Regions from separate parts of the Homo sapiens genome. Here region 2 is linked to region 1. The links are chromatin loops, found by intact Hi-C in ENCODE. Cell type or tissue: K562. All regions are shown on one strand. Links, peaks and the distances in the headings refer to the core of each region. The heading gives the core; the rest is flanking DNA.

Region 1 (10,896 bases), core at 1,167-9,166:
AGACCAAGAAGAAGATTGAAATTTTTAATCCTACTATTCAGGGAAATTGATTTATTAATATTTTGGAATCTCTTCCTTTTTTTCTGGGTAAAAGTATATACATAATTTATTTTTAAAAATTATATATGAAATTCTATTAATATATTGCATTTTTTGACTTAAAACTATATTATGGATATTTTTCCATATAGGAATGTTTCTCAGGGAATTGCGGAGTTAAGAGCACGGTTTCTAAAGTTAAACTCTTCTCTGGATTAAAATCTCACTTCTCCTACTTATTAGCTATACGATTATGGGTGAGTTACTTAGCCTCTCCATGCAATAGATTCCTTATGTATACAACGGAGATGATAATGAAATACCTACTTCAGGATTTTTGTGTTTATTAAATGAGTAATTATATGAGTTACTGGATATAAAACACAACAATACCTCGCACACAGTAAGCACTTAATGGACATTAGCCATTACTATTTTAAAATATTTTAAGTTATAACATAGCACACCATTATTTGGATATACTATAATTTATGTAATTGATTCCTTATTATTGGACACTTAGATTGTTTCCAATTTTTTTTTTTTTTTTTTTTTTTGAGATGGAGTGTTGCCCAGGCTGGAGTGCAGTGGCTCAATCTCGGCTCATTGCAGCCTCCGCCTCCCAGGTTACAAGTGATTCTCTTGCCTCAGCCTCCCAAGTAGCTAGGATTATAGGCTCCTGACACCATGCCTGGCTAATTTTTGTATTTTTGTAGAAACGGGGTTTCGCCATGTTATCCAGACTGGTTTTGAACTCCTGACCTCAGGTGATCCGCCCACCTCGGCCTCCCAAAGTGCTGCGATGAGCCAAAGCGCCTGGCTGGTTGTTTCCTTTTTTTTTTGAGACTGAGTTTCACTCTTGTTGCCCAGGCTGGAGTGCAATGGTGCGATTTTGGCTCACTGCAACCTCCATCTCCCAGGTTCAAGCAATTCACCTGCTCAGCCTCCCAGGTAGCTGGGATTACAGGTGCCCACCACCATGCCTGGCTAGTTTTTGTATTTTGTTTGTTTGTTTGTTTTTTGTTTTGAGAGGGAGTCTCGCTCTGTCGCCCAGGCTGGAGTGCAGTGGCACTATCTCGGCTCACTGCAAGCCCCGCCTCCCGGGTTGACGCCATTCTCCTGCCTCAGCCTCCCTAGTAGCTGGGATTACAGGCGCCTGCCACCACGCCCGGCTAATTTTTTTTGTATTTTTAGTAGAGACGGGGTTTCACCGTGGTAGCCAGGATGGTCTCGATCTCCTGACCTCGTGATCCACCTGCCTCGGCCTTCCAAAGTGCTGGGATTACAGGCGTGAGCCACCACGCCCAGCCTAGTTTTTGTATTTTCAGTAGAGACGGGGTTTCACCATGTTGGCCAGGCTGGTCTTGAACTCCTGACCTCAGGTGATCCACCGGCCTCAGCCTCCTAAAGTGCTGGGATTATAGGCGTAAGCCACCGCGCCTGGCCTCCAATTTTTAAAACTTATAAGTAACGTTATAATGTGTCAACATGTTTGTGCCTACATCTGTGTATATTTATCTGATTGTTTACCTTGTCAAATTCCTAGAAATTATGGGCAATCTTGTAATTAATTTATTATTTCTTCCCCCCTCCCTGTAAGTTCCACAGGGCAGAGAATTTACCTTTCTTGTTTAGTACTTTATTTCCACTACCTAGACATGCACGTGATATACACTAAGGACTTGAGAAATCCTTGTTTCTTGAAAGAAGTACTATAGCCATTTAAAGAATCTTAATAGATATTGCCAAATTAATCTTCAGAATTAACACTTTCACCTGAAAGTATGAGTCCCTAATTTGTGACTGCTTTTCCTGTCTGATGATGTCATTTACATTCTTTGCCTGAAGAATCTTTGATATCAGTATCCATGAGGTGTCATTGTAATTCTGGTATGCTGTTTATCTTACTCCACTAAATGTATGTTTGTTAAAGATGGTGCCTAGTGTTATATTTTTTCTCAATATTTTGTGCATAGAATGATATTCTGTTACAGTTAGTCCTATCTGTTCATCATGCTTATTCTTATTTTTATGACTACTGGACTTGGATAAGGTACATTGGTTCTGAATAACAGCAACTAGCACAAAGTGATTTAAGCAAAAAGGGAAATTATGTTAAGGATACGGTGTTTTCTCACAGAACTCAAGGACAAGAGTGTAGTAAGAGACTCTGGAAGCATCTAGTAGGTTCTAGAACCAAGGAATCAGGATTTTTTTTCTCTCTCTTTTTATCTCTGCAGATTAGCTTTCCCCACTTCTGTACCCATCTATGGCTTCTGATTTTATGTGGTACAGTTCCAGCCATGCTTAGGGAACTACCTCCCTATTTTGAACCTCAATTCAGAATTTCTGAGATAGAATTTGATTGGCTTCACTTGGTTTGGGTCAAGCATCCAGTGCAATTACTTCTCTTGTGGCAAGATTGATTAGACTGCACTGGATGTCTACCAGGTGCCCATTCCTGTGGAGGGAGAGCCAGTTCTGAGAGAAAAAGGAGAAATTATTCTGAGATGAGCAGAAACCCTCAAGTATCTACCACAATGATCTTGCTCAAATCCTTTCCCTAACTGAACTTGTTGGTTTACTTAAACTTCATCCCTCCTTAAAAGCCCAGGAAGAATCTCCAATTTGGAGACCATAAAAATTCCTTGATAGTCCAAATTATTTTTTAATCTCTATCCTTTCTGAGTGCTTATTTTCTGCCCTGTACAGTTTAGTTTTATGTTAAACAATAGGTCATTTTCCAATTGGTTTATTCAGGAAGCTTTTGATTTCCAAACTGATAAGCATTTTAAGGAAGAAGGATATCTCTTAAATTTCATTTCTTTTTTCTTTTCTTTTTTTTTTTTTTGCTCTGTCACCCAGGCTGGAGTGTAGTGGCATAATCTCGGCTCACTGCAACCTCCGTCTCCCGGGTTCAAGCGATTCTCTTGCCTCAGCCTCCCAAGTAGCTGGGATTACAGGCTCCTGACACCACAACTGGCTAATTTTTGCATTTTTCGTGGAGACAGGTTTTTGGCATGCTGGCGAGGGTGGTCTTGAACTCCTGGCCTCAGGTGATCCACCCGCCTCAGCCTCCCAAAGTACTGGGATTAGAGGCATGAGCCACCACCCCTGGCCTCAAATTTCATTTCTGTACACTCCAAAGATGTTCAATTAATATAATGAAGTGATTAAAGTGCTTGATAACAGCTTTGAGTTCATTAAAAGTTAACAGAACTCATTATGTGAAATGAAATTATTATATTTTGAGTTATTTTCCAATATATATTTTGCATAGAAACACTTTACTAATAACCAGTAGAACGATCCATATCTCTTAAAATACATTTCAAATTTATGAACAACTTTACGTCTCCGTCAACACATTTATTGAGTTCATTGTCATCTATCTCAGGGAAAATTGCATTAGAGTTTTACTTTATCTCCCTGTTGCTATTTGTTTCTTTCCAACCCATTCTTCTCAAAGTAGCAAGAATCTTCTTAAAATACAAATCCAATTATTTCTCTGTTTAAAATCTTTCAGTGACTTTATATTTTCCTTAGAATGAAATCCAAACTCCTACCATAGCCCACAAAACCTGGTATCTGACCCGGACTTAACTCTTCAACCTCGTTTTTTAAAGGCTCTCTTCCCCTTGCTTGCTATGCTGTGAGCATCTGGTTTTTGTTCAGTTCAGTTCTGTTTTATTTTGTTTTGTTTTGTTTGCAGTTTGTCAGGCACATCAGGATCTTTCTCTTCTCAGGGCTTTTGCGCATGCTATTTATTGCCTCTGTTGGGAGAGCGGCAACCCCTGAAATGCTGCCTCTCCTCAGCTTTCAGCTGAAATGTCAGCATCTTTTCTTGACCTGACTTCTTGAACAGCCTGCCTTTGATCATTTTCCTCTGTTCTTTATTATTTCACCCTCATGTTTACTTTCTTTACAAAATATTCACAACTCACAACTATTTTCCTTCTCTCCTCATTTTTTGGTCTGCTCCTCCCCCTCACATAAGCTCCACAAATATGCAGGGACTGAGCTGGTTTTGTATTTTTGTTTTTTCCCTAATGTATCTCTAGCATCTCTCACAGGGCCTCGCATGTAGTTAACTGTTCAAAATATATTTGATTATGTAAACAGAAGAGTAATATGATAGAATGCTAATTTTCTTTTTCTTTTTTTTTTTGAGACAGTCTCGCTCTGTCGCCTAGGCTGGAGTGCAGTGTCATGATCTCAGCTCACAGTAATCTCTGCCTCCCAGGTTCAAGCAATCCTCCTGCCTCAGCCTCCCTAGTACCTGGGACTACAGGCGCGTGCCACCACGCCTGGCTAATTTTTGTATTTTTAGTAGAGACGGGGTTTCACCGTGTTGGCCAGGCTGGTCTCAAACTCCTGAGCTCAAGTGATCCACCTGCCTCGACTTCCCAGAGTGTTGGGATTACAGGCATGAGCCACCTCCCTGGCAGAATGCTAATTTTCTAGTAACTTTAAGTGGTTCCAGTGGTTTCTGGTGGTTCTATGATTGTCAGAAGGCGTAATCTCCCTCCTCCCTCTTTCACTCTCCAGTGGGTCCCAGTGTCTTTTGTTCCCTTCTTTGTGTCTATATGTACTAAATGTTTAGCTCCCACTTACACATTTGATCCTTTTGTTCTTTAGTTTCCCACACATAAGTAACATATAATCATACCCTATTCATTGGTTTACGGAAACATTGCTCATAAAGGCAATTTGGAAGTGTTGATGAGTGGCTATACTTCTAGTCAGGCATGCAAACTGTGTGAGTACATTTAAGAAAATGAAAAGCATACAGCCGGATGTGCCTTCCCCCTGAAAACTGAGAAATCTCTCTGTGCAAACCAGTGGCAGTTTGTCTGAGGACAGTGCATGATCATATGATGAAAAGATCTTTTAGCAAATCTTTATGAATTAATTTGTATTTCTTCTTTGATGTGCAAAAGGGACTAGTAGTTGGGGCGGGGTGGCTGACGCCTGTAATCCCAGAACTTTGGAAGGCCTAGGCAGGCGGATCACTTGTGCTCAACATGATGAAAGCCCGTCTTTACTAAAAATACAAAAATTAGCCGGGCATGGTGGCATAGGCTGTAGTCCCAGCTACTTGGAGGGCTGAGGCAGGAGGATTGCTTGAACCTGGGGGGTCAAGACTGTAGTGAGGTGAGATTGCGCCACTGCACTACAGCCTGGGTGACAAAGTGAGACCCTGTATAAAAAAAGAAAAAAATGGACTTGTAAAATCTTAAGGGGCTGGAGAAAATAATCTTAAAATCGTGACTATAGGTTGCTGCTTTTTGTCTCTGTTTGGACTAATAAGATATACACTACTACCAGAAGATTCCAAAGCCAATTGTTACAGGCCTGGAATCAAAAGGATATTATGTAGGATTGCATTTTGTTTCTAGAATTTCTTTTTCTAGCAGCTTGACATTTTGTATGTTAATAATACCTTATGCATTTACAACATTTTGCAACACATTTTCACATTCATAAGCAAGGGAGACATTATCACTATTGTAGAGGTGTAGAAACAACAGCTCTAAAGTATCAAGTATTTTGCTCCGGGTCACAGAATTAGTAAAAGGCAATGTGAGTGGAGAGAGGTGCTCTCAAACTCCAGATTTTTTGCTTCTGGCCCAGGGTTTATTCCACTACCCTAAGCCATCTCTCTCATAAGTGCTAAATGATAAACTGACATTTCCTGGTAGCACTAATAGAGGCTTGCAGATAAATAATCGAAATCATTTTACAAGCAGCAGAAACACTAAAAAAAAAATCTATAATTGTGTAAGCATCTCGAATATTGACCTGAGTGATCTTGCCAATATTCATATTTCAAGCCTCCTTTCTTTGGTTCATGGCTTATTCCAGTTTTGAAACATTTGATATGCTTTTAAAAATCATGACTCTGTTTTTAGATACAGTTCAGAAAGATACTTTTATTAACTATTTTGCCACATGAAGTTCAAAACTATCTTGGTTACCTAGTGCCCTCTGCTGAAACAGTCATAGTATAACAAATTAGTAATAGAGGAACGAATTTCTTCTAAGAAACTGAATATTGATATTATGTCTCAGGATAGTAAAAACCCCCTAATTTTATAGTAATTTCTTCAAGAAACTCCTCATATCTAAGTGTATTAGATTATATAAATGAAGAATTTATATTACTAGTCCCTAACTCAGTGGCCAACTCACAGGACATTTAATAAATATTTGGTGAATTAATGTACATATACTTCAGTTTATTCTAGTGGTGCTCATGTGACAATCTACTGTGGCATTCCTTTGTGAAGCAGGATCATTCTTTTACAGTTTCAATTAGTCTTGAGTAATTTTCTCTTGTACTCCTATAGCCCCGTGTTGAGACTTGGCAGCCATAGTGATTCCTCATATCTCCCCACCCCCACCCCCCAGATTGTTATTTTGGTTTTGCTCAAAATACACTGGAAGTTTCCAAGAGCTTAGACTTTTGAGTAAAACCGATCTGAGTTTAAATCCAGGCTCTGCCACTTTCTTTGACAAATTACTCATCCTTTAAAAGGTTTCTATCTGTAGAATGGGGAAAATAGCCTAACTTATAGGATCATTGTGAGGATTTAAATGATGTAATGCAAAGAAAGGGCCCAGCACAACATGTGCCACTTAGCAACTGGTCAGTAATTGCCAGCTTTTATCTATAATTATTTTTCATATCTCACATTCTAACAATTTTCAGCCAAAAAGACTTGCCCTAGACTCCTTATCCTTTCAGGCCTCTTTACACTTATCAACCATTTTTATTAGTTCTTCCTCCTTCCTTGTGAAGATGGTAAAATGGTTTTCCTTTAATACAATGTGAGGAACCTGGAGCACAGAGGAAAAACTTGGGAATCATTGAAATGGAACAAGACAGGAACAAACAAGTTTTTATTGTTTATTTCACTACACTAGTTTAAAGGAGTCGGTCACATTTTAATATAATTTAATTTTAACAAAGGAAACATCTTGGGTTTGTTGTGTTTTCTAAATTTACTTTAAATTTTTGTCACATTAATGTATGCAGATAGTTTTAAAAGCCAAAAAGGATGATAAGGCTTGTAAAAAATGGAGTTCCTGGTCCCATCCCTCCCCCGAAATGGCCCCCTCCCTCCATTCCCCAGCAATCACTCTTTCAAGCCATTTAGCTGGTGTATTAGTGTTCTCCTGAGAAACAGAATATATATATATATATTATATATATATAATATATATAAGATATGATATGCATGTATTATCTATCATAGATAGATATCTAAATTATCTATATATGCCTGGCCATAATGGTCTTTTCAAAAATAGTTTTATTGACCGGGTGCAGTGGCTCACGCCTGTAATCCCAGCACTTTGGGAGGCTGAGGCGGGTGGATCACTTGAGCTCAGGAGTTTGAGACCAGCCTGGCCAACATGGTGAAACCTCGTCTCTACTAAAAATGCAGAAATTAGTTGGGCATGGCGGTGCACACCTGTAGTCCCAGCTACTTGGGAGGCAGGGGCAAGAGAATCGCTTGAACCCGGGAGGCCGAGGCTGCAGTGAGCCAAAATCGTGCCACTGCACTCCAGCCTGAGCGAGAGAGGGAGGCCCTATCTCAAAAAAAAAAAAAAAAAAAAAATAGGCTGGGGTGCAGTGGCTCACGCTTGTAATCCCAGCACTTTGGGAGCTAGAGACGGGTGGATCTCCTGAGGTCAGGAGTTCGAGACTAGCCTGGCCATGATGGCAAAGCCCCATCTCTACTAAAAATACAAAAATTAACCAGGCATGGTGGCGCACACCTGTAGTCCCAGCTACTTGGGAGGCTGAGGCAGGAGAATTGCTGGAACCTGGGAGGCAGAGGTTGCAGTGAGCAGAGATGATGCCACTGCACTCCAGCCTAGACAACAGAGCAAGACTCTGTCTCCAAAAAAAAAAAAAAAAACCATAAAAATAAAAATAGCTTTATCATCTAGCATAGGGATGCTATCTCTCCTTTTATCTCTTTGAAGATGTTAAAGTATGGGTTTTTTTTTTTAACTGTAATTTTTTTTTTCTGTTACTACTTGTCTCAGTTTTCTCCAAGTTCCTTTTGACCATTTCTTTTGGTTTCTTCCATATTAGACTTTCTTCAAATGTCTGATGATTCTTGGCTGTTCATTTATAGTTAAGAGTTAGAGATAAAAATGCTCACTTAAATCTTAGTGTGTTTGAAGCTTTTCAAAACTAGTGGGTTTCACTGTAGGGATATCAGACACAGTTCAGATTGCTAGTTAATTTCCTCAGAGAGAAGTTCTCTAATTAAAAAAAGTAAGCCAAACCACACAGTGCACTTAGTGACATAGTAGATTTACATTCTTGCACAAATTCCATATCTTGTTGTAGACCAATAATGAATACCAGTTTGTGAACCAAACATTGGGTAGCAACGTGTTAATCGCGCTCTAAGGAATGAAACCCTGGATGTCAACATCATGGAGCTCAATTGGGGTTTAAATATATTACTTGGAATAGGTAGATTTTCATTTGCTGCACATTTACTAATTTCAGTAAATTACTCATACCTTCAGATATTCCTGGTGTCTCTGAGTCTACCTTTTCTCTGCTTCAGACTTTCCAGATAATAAACCTCCAATCTAATGGTGTGATTCTCAAATTCTAACTGTACTAGAGTCCCATGGAGGGCTTGGTAAAACACAGGTGGCTGGATCCCATTGAGGCAGGAGAATAGGGTCTGGAGGCAGGGAACGTAAGGCTGTTTCACTCTGACTTCCTAGAACTAAATTGAAAGGAAAACCCTAACTTTGCACACCTAAGTAACAAAAAGAGCAGAGGCTACTCCCTTGGATCTTTTCTGCGTGGCAGATGGGAAATTTGCTGTCTACAACAAATCATGCTGAGTGCGGGTGGAGTCTTTGTTTGCAACTTTGTAACTTCACTCCAGCGTCTGAATGGTTGCTTTCTGCAACCAGTCAGACTGAGCGGGGGATACCACTTCATTTACATGAGGTTAGCATGAAGTGGCCAATGGGAAGCTTCTAGGGGGCCCAGGAAGATTCTGTATCTGGGCCCTTGAGCCACTGCTTGGGTCTGCTCCCACACCGTGGAGTGTACTTTCTTTTTCAATAAATCCTTGCTTTAGTTCTTTTGTTGCTTCGTTCTTTCTTTGCCTTGCTGGGTGTTTCTTCCAATTCTTTGTTCAAAACACCAAGAACCTGGACAACTTGCAGTCATGACTCTCTACCGGTGACACCATCTCTAGAGTTTCTCATTCAGGAGGTCAGGGGTGAAGCATGAGAATTTGTATTTGTAATTTTCTATTGCTGCTGGTACAGAGACATCACTTTGAGACTACTGATTGACAGCCTATGTGGGTTGAAAGAAGGCATCTACAAATGACCTTCCCTCCTTATAGTTCAACCAGTTCTTCTATTTTCAATACCATACTTACCCCTCCTCTGGAGATACCTGTGCCTTCAATTTAAGAACCATTCCAGGGTGCTGCAACAAAATTAAGCTTACTACTTTCTGGATTCACACTCCCACCTCCAACGTACACACACACACACACACACACACACACACAACTGTAGGCTTAAATTTTGGCTTTTTCAGTTCTCTGAAGTCAGTTCTCTCTAGTCGATCCACTTTTCAGCTTCTAAAATTTTACTGACACATCTTAGCCACTATAGTCTCCTCTCCTGGGCTTTTAGTGCTTTTGAGCTTATGCCTTTTTTTAAAAAAAATTGTGACATTTTGGTATAAGCAATGAAATGAACACTTGCTTCAAAGTGGCATGTTTAATAGGAAGTCAATGCAGGAAGCTATAAAGGAGAAACTAATAGTTACCTTCAAATTTCACCGTTCAGAAATAATCATCATTGACATTAGGTAAACATCTTTCCCTGAATATATACATGTAAAAAACAGAAGGCTGAGAGTAGTGGCTCACGCTGGCAATCCCAGCACTTTGGGAGGCCAAGGCAGGCGGATCACGAGGTCAAGAGATCGAGACCATCCTGGCCAACAGGGTGAAACACCGTCCCTACTAAAAATACAAAAATTAGCTGGGAGTGGTGGCATGCCTGTAGTCTCAGCTACTCAGGAGGCTGAGGCAGAAGAATCACTTGAACCTGTGAGGCGGAGCTTGCAGTGAGCCAATATTGTGCCACTGCATTCCAGCCTGGTGACAGAGCAAGACTCAGTCTCAAAAAAAAAAAAAAAAAAAAAAAAGAAAAACTCTTTATTTTTATATGTGATTATATTATATGTGTTTGTTAAAATTTATTTAATTTACTTAAAAGGAAAATTTTAAAAGTGAAAAAAATTACTGAATTACAAATAAATATTTTTTCTCCAAAGTGATATTAGTCCTCACTGGGGGCATCGCATCATCTGACTTTAAAATCTGCTACAAAGCTATAGTAAGCAAAACAGCATGGTAGTGGCATAAAAACAGACACATAGACCAATGGAACAGAATAGAGAACTCAGAAATAAATCCATACATTTATAGCCAATTCATTTTCGACAAAGGCACCAGAAACATACATTAGGGAAAAGACAGTCTCTTCAATAAATAGTACTGGGAAAACTAGATAACCATATGCAGAATAGTGAAACTAGACCCCTATCTCTTTTGACCATATACAAAAATCTAATCAAAATGAATCAAAGACTTCAATGTAAGACCTGAAACTATGAAACTACTAGAAGAAAACATTGGGGAAATACTCCAGGTCATTGGTCTGGGCAAAGATTTTTTGAGTAAGATTTCAAAAACACAGGCAACCAAAGCAAAAATACACAAACGAGATTACATCAAGCTAAAAAACAAACAAACAAAAAACCCTTCTAAACAGCAAAGGAAATAA
Region 2 (10,896 bases), core at 1,042-9,041, 380 kb before region 1:
GTGCTTTTAATGTCCAGTTCACAGAAAAACTGGATGACACCCCCTTAACTTTAGCCAATATGTTTACACACAGAATTTCCTTTACAATTAATGTTTTAAAACTTGCTTAAACCTTTAAAACAAAATATATACTTTTTAACCTTTTAATGTAGGTAAAAATCCACATTCTTATGCATCCTTATAATCCTTTTACCAAAAGTATATTTTACTTTCCTTACACACCTTGCACATAAACTGTTTCTTCAATAGTTTTACATTCAGGAGGCCTAATTACTTTTAAATTATACAACATTTCTTGCATAAATTCCCTTTTATAATTTTTTTTCCTGACTTTCACAGACAATTCTTTGACACGCCTCAACTTTCTGACTTGTCACAAACATCCCTTTTATTTAAACAACCAGTTAATTTATTTTAGGACAAGAATTTACCATATAACATCCCTTTTTATATAAATTCTACCCCCCCCCCACCCCTTTTTTCTTCTCTGAAGATAACTATTCTTTTCCAAAGCAAACTTCCTTCATGTCTGTGGACTAGACTGTCTAAGGCCACAAGATTAGAAGTTAGGATAATACATGTTAACTTTTAGCAAACTTTACTTTTGCTGAAAACCTTGTAAGTTTGGGATTTCAATTATTCTTTATTATTAATACGACCTTGTTTTTAGTCCAAATTAACTTAGAATTTGTACAGATGGTTCCTTCCTGGTTCTGTATTTTGAGGCTTGGCTGAGTGCAAACAGCTCGCACATTTGAGCAGACCAATTATTAGGTAATTTTCCTAACTCTGCTTCTACAAGAGTTTCCTTATCACTTACTGAATACCGATTGTGTCTTCTTCCCTCAATCACCTGGGAGGAAACATCTATCATCCTGTCCTGAAGGGAGTTCCTCCTAGGTCTGGTCGGACCTTTGTGTAGTAATTAAGATTTAGATCCCCTGCTAGGAAACCTGCTGGGTTAAGGGAATTTTTAGTGGTTAATGTTGAATCTTTTTTTTTTTTTTTTTTTAACAGAATTGCCTCATACTTTCTTCTGTTAGCAAAGCAGTTGTCGCTACAGATTGAATGTATTTGGGCCATCTACGGGTTATTGGGTTAAGGATTTTTGATAGGAAGGGTACGGGTTGTCAGTGTCCTCAGTGCTTTCGGGCTATGCCCTTGTTTACACTGACAACAAGGTGGTATTGGAGTGTTACAGGGTCACAGAGAAGACCTTCAATTACCAATTATGGGTTTTTAATTTACCCTGGTTTTTAAAGGAATAGGGTACACTGTTTTTTCTTTACTACATCTTTCTTTCTCTCTGACTTTCTGTCTCTCTTTCTCTCTCTGACTCCCTCTTTCTCTCTCTGACTCCCTCTCTCTCTCTCTGCCTCTTCCTCTCTCTCTCTGCCTCTTCCTCTCTCTGCCTCTTCCTCTCTCTCTGCCTCTTCCTCTCTCTCTCTGCCTCTTCCTCTACCTCTTCCTCTCTCTACCTCTTCCTCTCTCTCTCTGCCTCTTCCTCTCTCTGCCTCTTCCTCTTTGCCTCTTCCTCTCTCTCCCTCTCTCTCCCTCTCTGCCTCTTCCTCTCTCTCTCTCTGCCGCTTCCTCTCTCTCTCTCTGCCTCTTCCTCTCTCTCTCTCTCCGCCTCTTCCTCTTTCTGCCTCTTTCCTCTCTCTCTTTCTGCCTCTTTCCTCTCTCTCTTTCTGCCTCTTTCCTCTCTCTCTTTCTGCCTCTTTCCTCTCTCTCTTTCTGCCTCTTTCCTCTCTCTCTTTCTGCCTCTTTCCTCTCTCTCTTTCTGCCTCTTTCCTCTCTGTCTCTCTCTCTCTTTCTGCCTCTTTCCTCTCTGTCTCTCTCTCTCTCCCCTTTCTGCTGGTCTTTCCCTGCCTGTGCCAGCTGCTTATGCTGTTCTCCCCTCTCCTTCCCCTTTTACCTCGGAAACTAAAAGTTCCTCTGAGGAGGAGACAACATTAGACGGGGGGTTGGGGGGAACAAACAGAGGAGCAAGCAGCGCCTGAATCGACTAAAAAGGTGATAAGCTCATGTTTAGGGCCCACCTCCAAATTTATCAAGGGCTCCTGCTGGGACTCAATATAAAAAAGACAGAGCCCCTGACCCCCCTACTCTTCCTCTAAAGTCATGAGTGGAAGGGCTTCTTTCTCCTTTCTTAGTTCAGGACATCCTCTCTTGAAGTGGCCTGTTTTTCCACATCTATAGCACCTATCTTGTCCTTCCTCCCTCTTAGTTCTGGGATTCTTTAACCCTGCTCCCCCATACTCTTTAGGGGGCCTGGTAGATGAGGACCTTGGTCCTCCAGATAGAGGCTGGGGTCATTTAAAAGAGGGTTCGGACCCTTTATAGTTTCTGGCTCCCTGGAAGCTCTGTCTAGACGTACCTGGGTTTGGAGCCATCTGTTGGAAGGTGGAAAACATAAGTTTTGTCTTTTTTTTTCTCTTTTTCTTCATCCCTTTTCATGTATACTTTCTGAGCTTCCCTGAGAAGCTCACTTAGAGGACGGTCTTCCCAATTGTCTATTTTTGTAACTTTTTTGAAATATCTGGCCAACTTTTAGTGACAAATTGGAGTTTCAACATTCCTTGCCCAAGGGGATCATCCAAATTGAGGCCTGCACATTGCCTCATTTGCTCCCTCAGTCTGTCTAGGAATCTCATAGGCCCTTCGTCCTTTTCCTGTTGTATATCAAGTGCTTTAGAAAGATTTCGAGTTCAGGGTACTTATTCCCAAATTCCTTTTATTATTATCTCCCTTACATTCTGCATATTTTCCCGGTGATCTGCGTTGTTATTGTCCCACTGGGGGTCTCGGGTGGAGAATTTCTGGCCTGTGGTAGGAATGTTTTCATCAGGAGGGTGCTCACATTCCTGAACTACCATAGCAGCCCTACAAATCATACTCCTTTCTTCCTCTGAAAAGAGGATGCCCAAGATGGACAGTAACTCGACCCAAGTGTATAACTGAGGTCCTAAGAATTGGTCAATTTGGTCTGCCACTCCATAAGGGTCATCTAGTGGCAGTTTAAGCTCCTTTTTAAAATTTCAGACTTACAAAGCCAATGCCTGCCCCCCGCCCCCCCCCCCCCCGACCTCCCTTGTGGTACCTCTTTCAAAGGGAAGAGGGTCGGGGCTGACCTCTTAGGTACAGAAGGAACTGGGAAATTCTAAATATCTTTTTTACATTGTTCTACCTCATGCTGGAGTCCTTTTAGAGAGGGGTCTTTAGGTTGGGAGGGAACAGGCTGGTGGCACAGTAATTCCCAAGAGTCAGGGTTATAAGGAGGAGGGATAATGTGAGTAGAGGGGGAATTTGGAATGGGATCTGAGGCAGCAGTGGCTGTTTGAGGGGAAAGATCGGGGACACTGAGTGGGGGAAGATACTCTAGGGGATCCCACGTGCTGGAATCTTTAGGCATGAGAGCTGGCTCCTCTGACTTTTCATTTTGAGGTGCCAGATTTGGTTCTTCCCTATTTGTTTTTAAGGGAAAAAGGAGGGCAGGTCCTTGCCTCCAACAAAGGGCATAGCCTAGTTCTTCTTGAGATACTGGACTTTTATCATTAACATATCAGATTAGAAACTGACACATTACATACTCATTCTACCCAAACTTTGGCCAGAAGATTGAGGTATTGAGGATGGGTCCCTGAGTCCAAATAAAACAGCAATATTTTAACATTTGTTGCTTTTTCCTATGTTTAGTCCTCTCATTATCTTTCCAGTGTTTTCGCATGAGACCTAGGGGGCTATACAGTGGAATATCTTCGTTACCATCTTTATCCCCCTTACTCCCTGTCTTGCTTGGGGTATTTCCCATCTTGATGGTTTTGGGGTAAGGTTCAAGGTTCAATTTCCCCTACTGGAAATTTCTCACCTTTTGGGGTAAGCCTCAATTTCCCCACTGGGATTTTTGCCTTTTGGGGTGGGGCTCAATTTCCCCACTGGAAATTTCTTGCCTTTTGGGGTGAGGCTCAATTTCCTCCATGGGAAATTTCTCACCTTTTCTACTATGGAGGTTTGTGTGAGGTTCAATCCCCCCCAGTGGGGATGTCTCACCTCTTTTTAACCTCTAAGCCACCCCAACCAAGGAGTACTTCACTGCCCCACCCCCCACGGCTTTCTTACCTTGGTCCTGACCACCAGGGAAATACTTTACTGGCTCCCACGGCTTCTCCTTCCTTGGTCCATGCCCAGAGTCATTGCTGCAGTATGTGAGGATCCTTTAAGCTAGGTTGCTGGCCAGTTTTTTGTTTTGGTTTGGTTTTTTCTGTGTTGCTGAGAGCTCAGGTTATTCCTCGCACTGGGTGGGTCTTGATTTCTCACCCCTGAGGCCGCCAGAAGGGGGCGGGGCACACCTCCTCACGAGAGTGAACCAGAGACCGTCCCCAGAGGGAAATGTAATCACAGGCGAGCCCCCAAATTGTTACATATAAAGTTTCAGTGCTGCAAAAGAAATAGCACTCAAATATAAAATTTTATTTTTAACTCTCAGCAAGGCCAGGTACTTCTGTAGAAAGATGTGCCCTGGTGGCTCACGCCTGTAATCCCAGCACTTTGGGAGGCCAAGATGGGTGGATCACGAGGTCAGGAGATCGAGACCATCCTGGCTAACACGGTGAAACCCCGTCTCTACTAAAAATACAAAAAAATTAGCCAGGCTTGGTGGTGGGTGCCTTGTAGTCCCAGCTACTTGGGAGGCTGAGGCAGGAGAATGGCAAGAACCCGGAAGACAGAGCTTGCAGTGAGCTGAGATCACGCCACTGCACTCCAGCCTGGGCGACAGAGAGAGACTCCGTCTCAAAAAACAAAACAAAACAAAAATGAAGTGTGCACCCTTACAGATGGAGCAATGGTGAGCGCACACTTGGACAAGGGAGGGGAAGGAGTTCTTATCCTTGACGCACATGGCCCCTGCTGCTGTGTTATTCCCCTATTGGCGAGGATTAGACTGCATGGGCTAAACTAATACTGATTGGCTAATTTAAAGAGAATGATGGGGTGAGTGCTTTGGCAGAAGTCAGGGTCGAGCAGGTAGCAGGTAATCAGAATGAGTTAGTGTGGAGCAGCTGATTGGAATGAGTTAGGGTGGAGCAGATGATCAGAATGAGTTAGGGTGGAGTAGGTAGTCGAAAAAAGTTGCTTTACAAGGAAGTGAAGTTTAAAAGTAGAAAGTTTAAAAGGAAGTTTAAAAGTAGAAGGCAAAGAATTGAACATACTGACATATTAATTCTTTGAAAATAAATTTAGAATTCATATCTAACAGTGGTCAGAGCACAGTTTGGTTTTATACATTTTAGGGAGACATGAGACATTAATCAACATATGTAAGATGAACATTGGTTCCGTCTGGAAAGGTGGGACAACTCAAAGTGGGGAGGGAGCTTCCAGGTCATAGGTAGGTAAGAGACAAATTGTTGCATTCTTTTGAGTTTCTGATTAATCTCTCCAAAGGAGGCAATGAGATATGCATTTATCTCAGTGAGCAGAGGGGTGACTTTGAATAGAATGGGAGGCAGATTTGCCCTAAGCAGTTCCCAGCTTGACTTTTCCCTTTAGCTTAGTGATTTTGGGGGCCCAAGATATTTTCCTTTCACACTTTGACACAGGGAAGATGATGCTGACAATCAGAAGGCTGTGTTTCTGAGAACTGATGCTGCTTCATTTCAAAAACATAAACAGTGAGAAGCAATGCTTTTACTAAAACATGAATAAAAAATCATTACCACTATATCTGAGTGTTTAACATGTGCTTCTAGTGAAAGTTAAGAAGTGGCAAATGAGTCAGGGCCTGGAACATGAGGGTTAAACAGGGCATTACCCACCTGAGCTCTTTCTCTCAGGTTTTCTGGGGAATCAGTGATTATTTCACCAGGCAGCATCACTCTTCTCCTTGTTCATCTGTGTGAAACCACGTTCACCCTAATCCAACCCAGGCAAGACAATACAACATGATAGTGACAGCCCTGGCTTTGTGGTTCTGTTCTTATATTTTAACGTTAAAAATATGAATTTCTTGGCCGGTCATGGTGGCTCACACCTGTAATCCCAGTACTTTGGGAGGCCAAGGGATGGGGGGCCGGGGGGGTGGATCAACAGAGGTCAGGAGCTTGACACCAGCCTGGCCAACAATGGTGAAACTCCATCTCTACTAAAAATACAAAAATTAGCCAGGCATGGTGGCAAGTGCCTGTAATCTCAGCTACTTGGGAGGCTGAGGCAGGAGAATAGCTGGAACCTGAGAGGTTGCAGTGAGCTGAGATCATGCCATTGCACTTCAGCCCAGGTGACAACAGCAAGACTCCACCTCAAAAAAAAAAAGAATTTCTTGTTAATTTCCCCATTTGTAGCACTATTCTATTTTGTTATGTTATTCTTTGTTATTCTTTCTATCTCTCTATCCATCTATCTCCCTATTCATCCAGATGGAAAACAAGCACTGGTTATAGACATGGATAAATATGCATGCATATTCATGCTGGCAAATGCATAACCACTTGCATTTAATCCAGAACACAGCTTTAAAGCCAGATTAAATCATGGCTTCAATGCTCATTAGTTGTGAGACCATCAACCATCAACATCTCATTTTCACCTATGTAATGATATACTTTCTTCTATCTAAAGGATGTGGACAACATAGAATAAAAACATATCCAAGAAAATAGAACTACCAAATGCAGTTCAAATAAAGAGAGAGTGAAGTAGGACCAATTATATGGATATAAAGAGATGTCACAGAATTCCAAAATAAGAGGTTAAGTGCACCCAGTCCTCAGAAGGACTCTGTTCTCTAGCTTTTTCTTTGCTCATTGATTTCTTCTGATTACTGGTCTGCTAGGCATAAATTTCCTTAGCCCCCACATCTATAAAACCTCACAGTCCACTGCCCATCAGTAACTTTTATTTTTAATACCAAATTACTGGAAGAGCAATCTGGCTGGTTTAACTTATCTGCTTTGAGTGAAGGCATCTATGCCATAGGTTGCTGGCTAGAAAAGGGCTGCCACTGGGTTAGATTTCTGCCCATTGGCAAATAAGTTATGGTTGGAGCGGGAAAGGAGGAGTATCCCAGGGAAATAGCACTGTCTAAGGCACTATTTCTCAGAGGTAGCTATGTATAGCAGACAATAATTTCAAGGGCCAAGTGTAGACTAGGTGCTCAATACGTAGGATTTCAATTTTTTTTTTCTTTTTGAGACAGAGTCTCACTCTGTCACCCAGGCTGGAGTGCAGTGGCATGATCTTGGCTCACTGCAACCTCCGCCTCCCGGGTTCAAGCAATTCTCCTGCCTCAGCCTCCCAAGTAGCTGGGACTACAGGTGCATGCCACGGACACCAAGCTAACTTTTGTAGTTTTAGTAGAGACAGGGTTTCACCATATTGGTCAGTTGGTCTCAAATTCCTGACCTCAGATGATCCACCCGCCTCAGTCTCCCAAAGTGCTGGGATTACAAGCGTGAATCACTGTGCCTGGCCAGAATTTCAATTTTTATAAACCAGATGGAAGGTAGTGTTTTCTTGACTTTTAACCATGAAACTTAAGAAGTTTATTATTATTATTATTATTATTATTATTATTATTATTATTTCAATAGCTTTAGAGGTATGTGTGGTTTTTGGTTACATGGATGAATTGTATAGTGGTGAATCTGGAATTTTAGGATACTTGTCACTTGAATAGTGTACATTGTACCCAATACACAGTTTTGCATCCCTCACCTCCTACCCACTCTTCCCCCTTCAGGGTCTCCAATGTCCATTATACCATTTTGTATGCCTTTGTGTACCCACAGCTTAGCTCCCACTTACAAGTGCGAACCTGCAGTATTTGGTTTTCCATAACCATGGAATTTAAGGAGGGAGTTCTAGATGTCCAATGAATTGTCTACTTCTCTTGTATTATTTTTATTAGGAAATTTTTCAATTACACAGAAAACAACAGATTCTAATATAACTGAACATCTGAATTTAAAAGACATTTATTAGTTGTAATATTTTTCAAATCATTTTAATAATATGAATGAAATATTACTGGTAAAATTGAGAAATTTTATTGTCATTTTCAGTTCTCTGGCCCTTCCTACCTATGTTAACAAAATCACTATCATCCTTATATCATGTGTATATTCTTCAATCATGCTATTATAATTTTGTCACGTTAATGTGTATTCCTAAGCAATGTATGGTATTTTAAATGCTTTCTTTTTTAAGTATATTTTAATTTTTATTTTAGATTCAGGAGTACATGTGCAGGTTTGTTAGGTGGGTATATAACATGATGCTGAGGCTTGGTGTATGAGTGATCCTGTCACCCAGGTAGTGAACACAGTACCCAATAGGTAGTTTTTCAGCCCTTGCTCCCATCCCTCCTTCCCTCCTCTAGTATTCCCCAGTGTTTATTGTTGCCATCTTTATGTCCATGTGTATTCAATGTTCAGCTCCCCCTTATAAGTGAGAACATGCAGTATTTGGTTTTCTGTTCCTGTGTTAATTCACTTAGGATATTGGCTTGGACCGCATCCACGTTGCTGCAAAGGACATGATATCACTCTTTCTTATGGTGCCATAGTATTCCGTGGTGTATATGTACTATATTTTCTTCATCCAATCCATCAATGATGGGCACCTATGTTGATTCCATGTCTCTGCTATTGTGACTAGTGCTGCGATAAGCATATGAGTGTGTGTGTCTTTTTGGCAGAATGTTTTATGATCCTTTGGGTATATACCCAGTAGTAGGATTGCTGGGTTGAATGGCAGTTCTGTTTTAGGTCCTTTGAGAAGTCTCCAACTTCTTTCCACACTGGCTGAACTAGTTGACATTCCCACCAACAGCGTATAAGCCCCAGTCTTCCATAGCACTCCCAGGCCTATTAGGACAAGGAAATTCCCACCCAGTAAATTTTAGCCAGACCGGTTATCTGCTCTTAAACCCTGTCTCCTGATAAGATGTTATCCATGACAATGCATGCCCAAAACTTCATTACCAATTTTAATTTCACCCTGGTACTCTGCCCCCATTTGCCTTGTGATATTTTATTGCCTTGTGAAGCATGTGATCTCTGTGACCCACACCCTATTCGTACACTCCCTCCCCTTTGAAAATCAGTAATAAAAACTTGCTGGTTTTATGGCTCAGGGGGCATGAAGGAAACTGCCAACATGTGATGTCTCCCCCGGACACCCAGCTTTAAAATTTCTCTCTTTTGTACTCTTTCCCTGTATTTCTCAGACTGGCTGATACTTAGGGAAACAGAAAAGAACCGACGTGAAATATTGGGGGTGGTTCCCCTGATAGGTCCCACATGTCAATTTTTGTTCTTGTTACAATTGCTTTTGAGGACTTAGTCATAAATTATTTGCCAAGGCCAGTGTCCAGAATGACATTTCCTTTCTTCTAGGATTTTTATAGTTTTAGGTCTCACATTTAAGCCTTTAATCCATCTTGAGTAAATTTTTGTCTATGGTGAAACATAGGATTCCAGATTCAATCATCTGCTTAGGGCTAGCCAGTTATCCCAGTACCATTTACTGAATAGGGAGCCCTTTTCTCATTGTTTGTTTTTGCTGATTTTGTCAAAGATCAGGTGGTTGTAGGTGTGTGGCTTTATTTCTGGGTTCTCTATTCTGTTCCATTGGTCTATGGGTCTGTTTTTGACCAATACCATGCTGTTTCGGTTACTGTAGCCTTGTAGTATAGTTTGAAGTTGAGTAATGTGATGCATCCAGCTTTGTTCTTTTTGCTTAGGATTGCTTTTGCTATTAGGGCTCTTTTTTGGTTTCATATGAATTTAAGAATAGTTTTTTCTATTCAAATAGAGGATGACTTTGATGAGTTGACAGAACTAGGCTTCAGAAGGTCGGTAATAATAAACTTCTCTAAGCTAAAGGAGCATGTTCAAACCCACAACAAGGAAGCTAAAAACCTTGAAAAAAGATTAGATGAATGGCTAACTAGAATAAACAGTGTAGAGAAGATCTTAAATGACCTGATAGAGCTGAAAACCATGGCAGGAGAACTATGTGATGCATGCATAAGCTTCAGTAGCCAATTCGATCAAGTGGAAGAAAGGGTTTCAGCAATTGAAGATCAAATTAATGAAATGAAGCAAGAAGAGAAGTTTAGAGAAAAAAGAGTAAAAACAATGAACAAAGCCTCCAAGAAATATGGGACTATGTGAAAAGACCAAATCTACATTTGATTGGTGTACCTGAAAGTGACAGGAGAATGGAACCAAGCTAGAAAACATTCTTCAGGATATTATCCAGGAGAACTTCACCAACCTAGCAAGGCAGGCCAACATTCAAATTCAGGAAATTCAGAGAACACCACAAAGGTACTCCTCGAGAAGGGCAACCCCAAGACACATAATTGTCAGATTCACCAAGGTTGAAATGAAGGAAAAAATGTTAAGGGCAGCCAGAGAGAAAGGTTGGGTTACCCACAAAGGGAAGCCCATCAGGCTAACAGCGGCTCTCTCAGCAGAAACTCTATAAGCCAGAAGAGAGTGGGGGCCAATATTCAACATTCTTAAAGAAAAGAATGTTCAACCCAGAATTTCACATCCAGCCAAACTAAGCTTCATAAGTGAAGGAGAAATAAAATCCTTTACAGACAAGCAAATGCTGAGAGATTTTGTCACCACCAGGCCTGCCTTACAAGAGCTCCTGAAGGAAGCACTAAACATGGAAAGGAACAACCGGTATCAGCTACTGCAAAAATACGCAAAATGGTAAAGACCATCGATGCTAGGAAGACACTGCATCAACTAACGGGCAAAATAACCAGCTAACGTCATAATGACAGGATCAAATTCACACATAACAATATTAACCTTAAATGTAAATGGGCTAAATGCCCCAATTAAAAGACACAGACTAGCAAATTGGATAAAGAGTCAA

What was found. Peaks named below come from ENCODE experiments on the same cell type or tissue, not always from the same donor. Only the 100,000 strongest peaks of a DNase experiment are listed, where the experiment ranks them.
Region 2: it touches region 1 in a loop (4-fold over the local background); 2 of 110 quality-filtered maps call a loop at or near these places.

Annotation. Positions count from the first base shown.
Region 1 is chr1:174,068,936-174,079,831 of GRCh38, forward strand. No RefSeq gene overlaps it. Among named protein-coding and RNA genes, the nearest start is that of RC3H1-DT, 52 kb to the left of the region's middle. In K562, for the core only: a CTCF peak has its summit at 6,021 (motif pointing left); no DNase peak of the experiment used is centred there.
Region 2 is chr1:173,686,994-173,697,889 of GRCh38, forward strand. It overlaps a transcript of ANKRD45 not described here. Among named protein-coding and RNA genes, the nearest start is that of KLHL20, 23 kb to the right of the region's middle. In K562, for the core only: CTCF peaks have their summits at 2,403 (motif pointing left) and 4,352 (motif pointing right); a DNase peak (open chromatin) is centred at 4,358.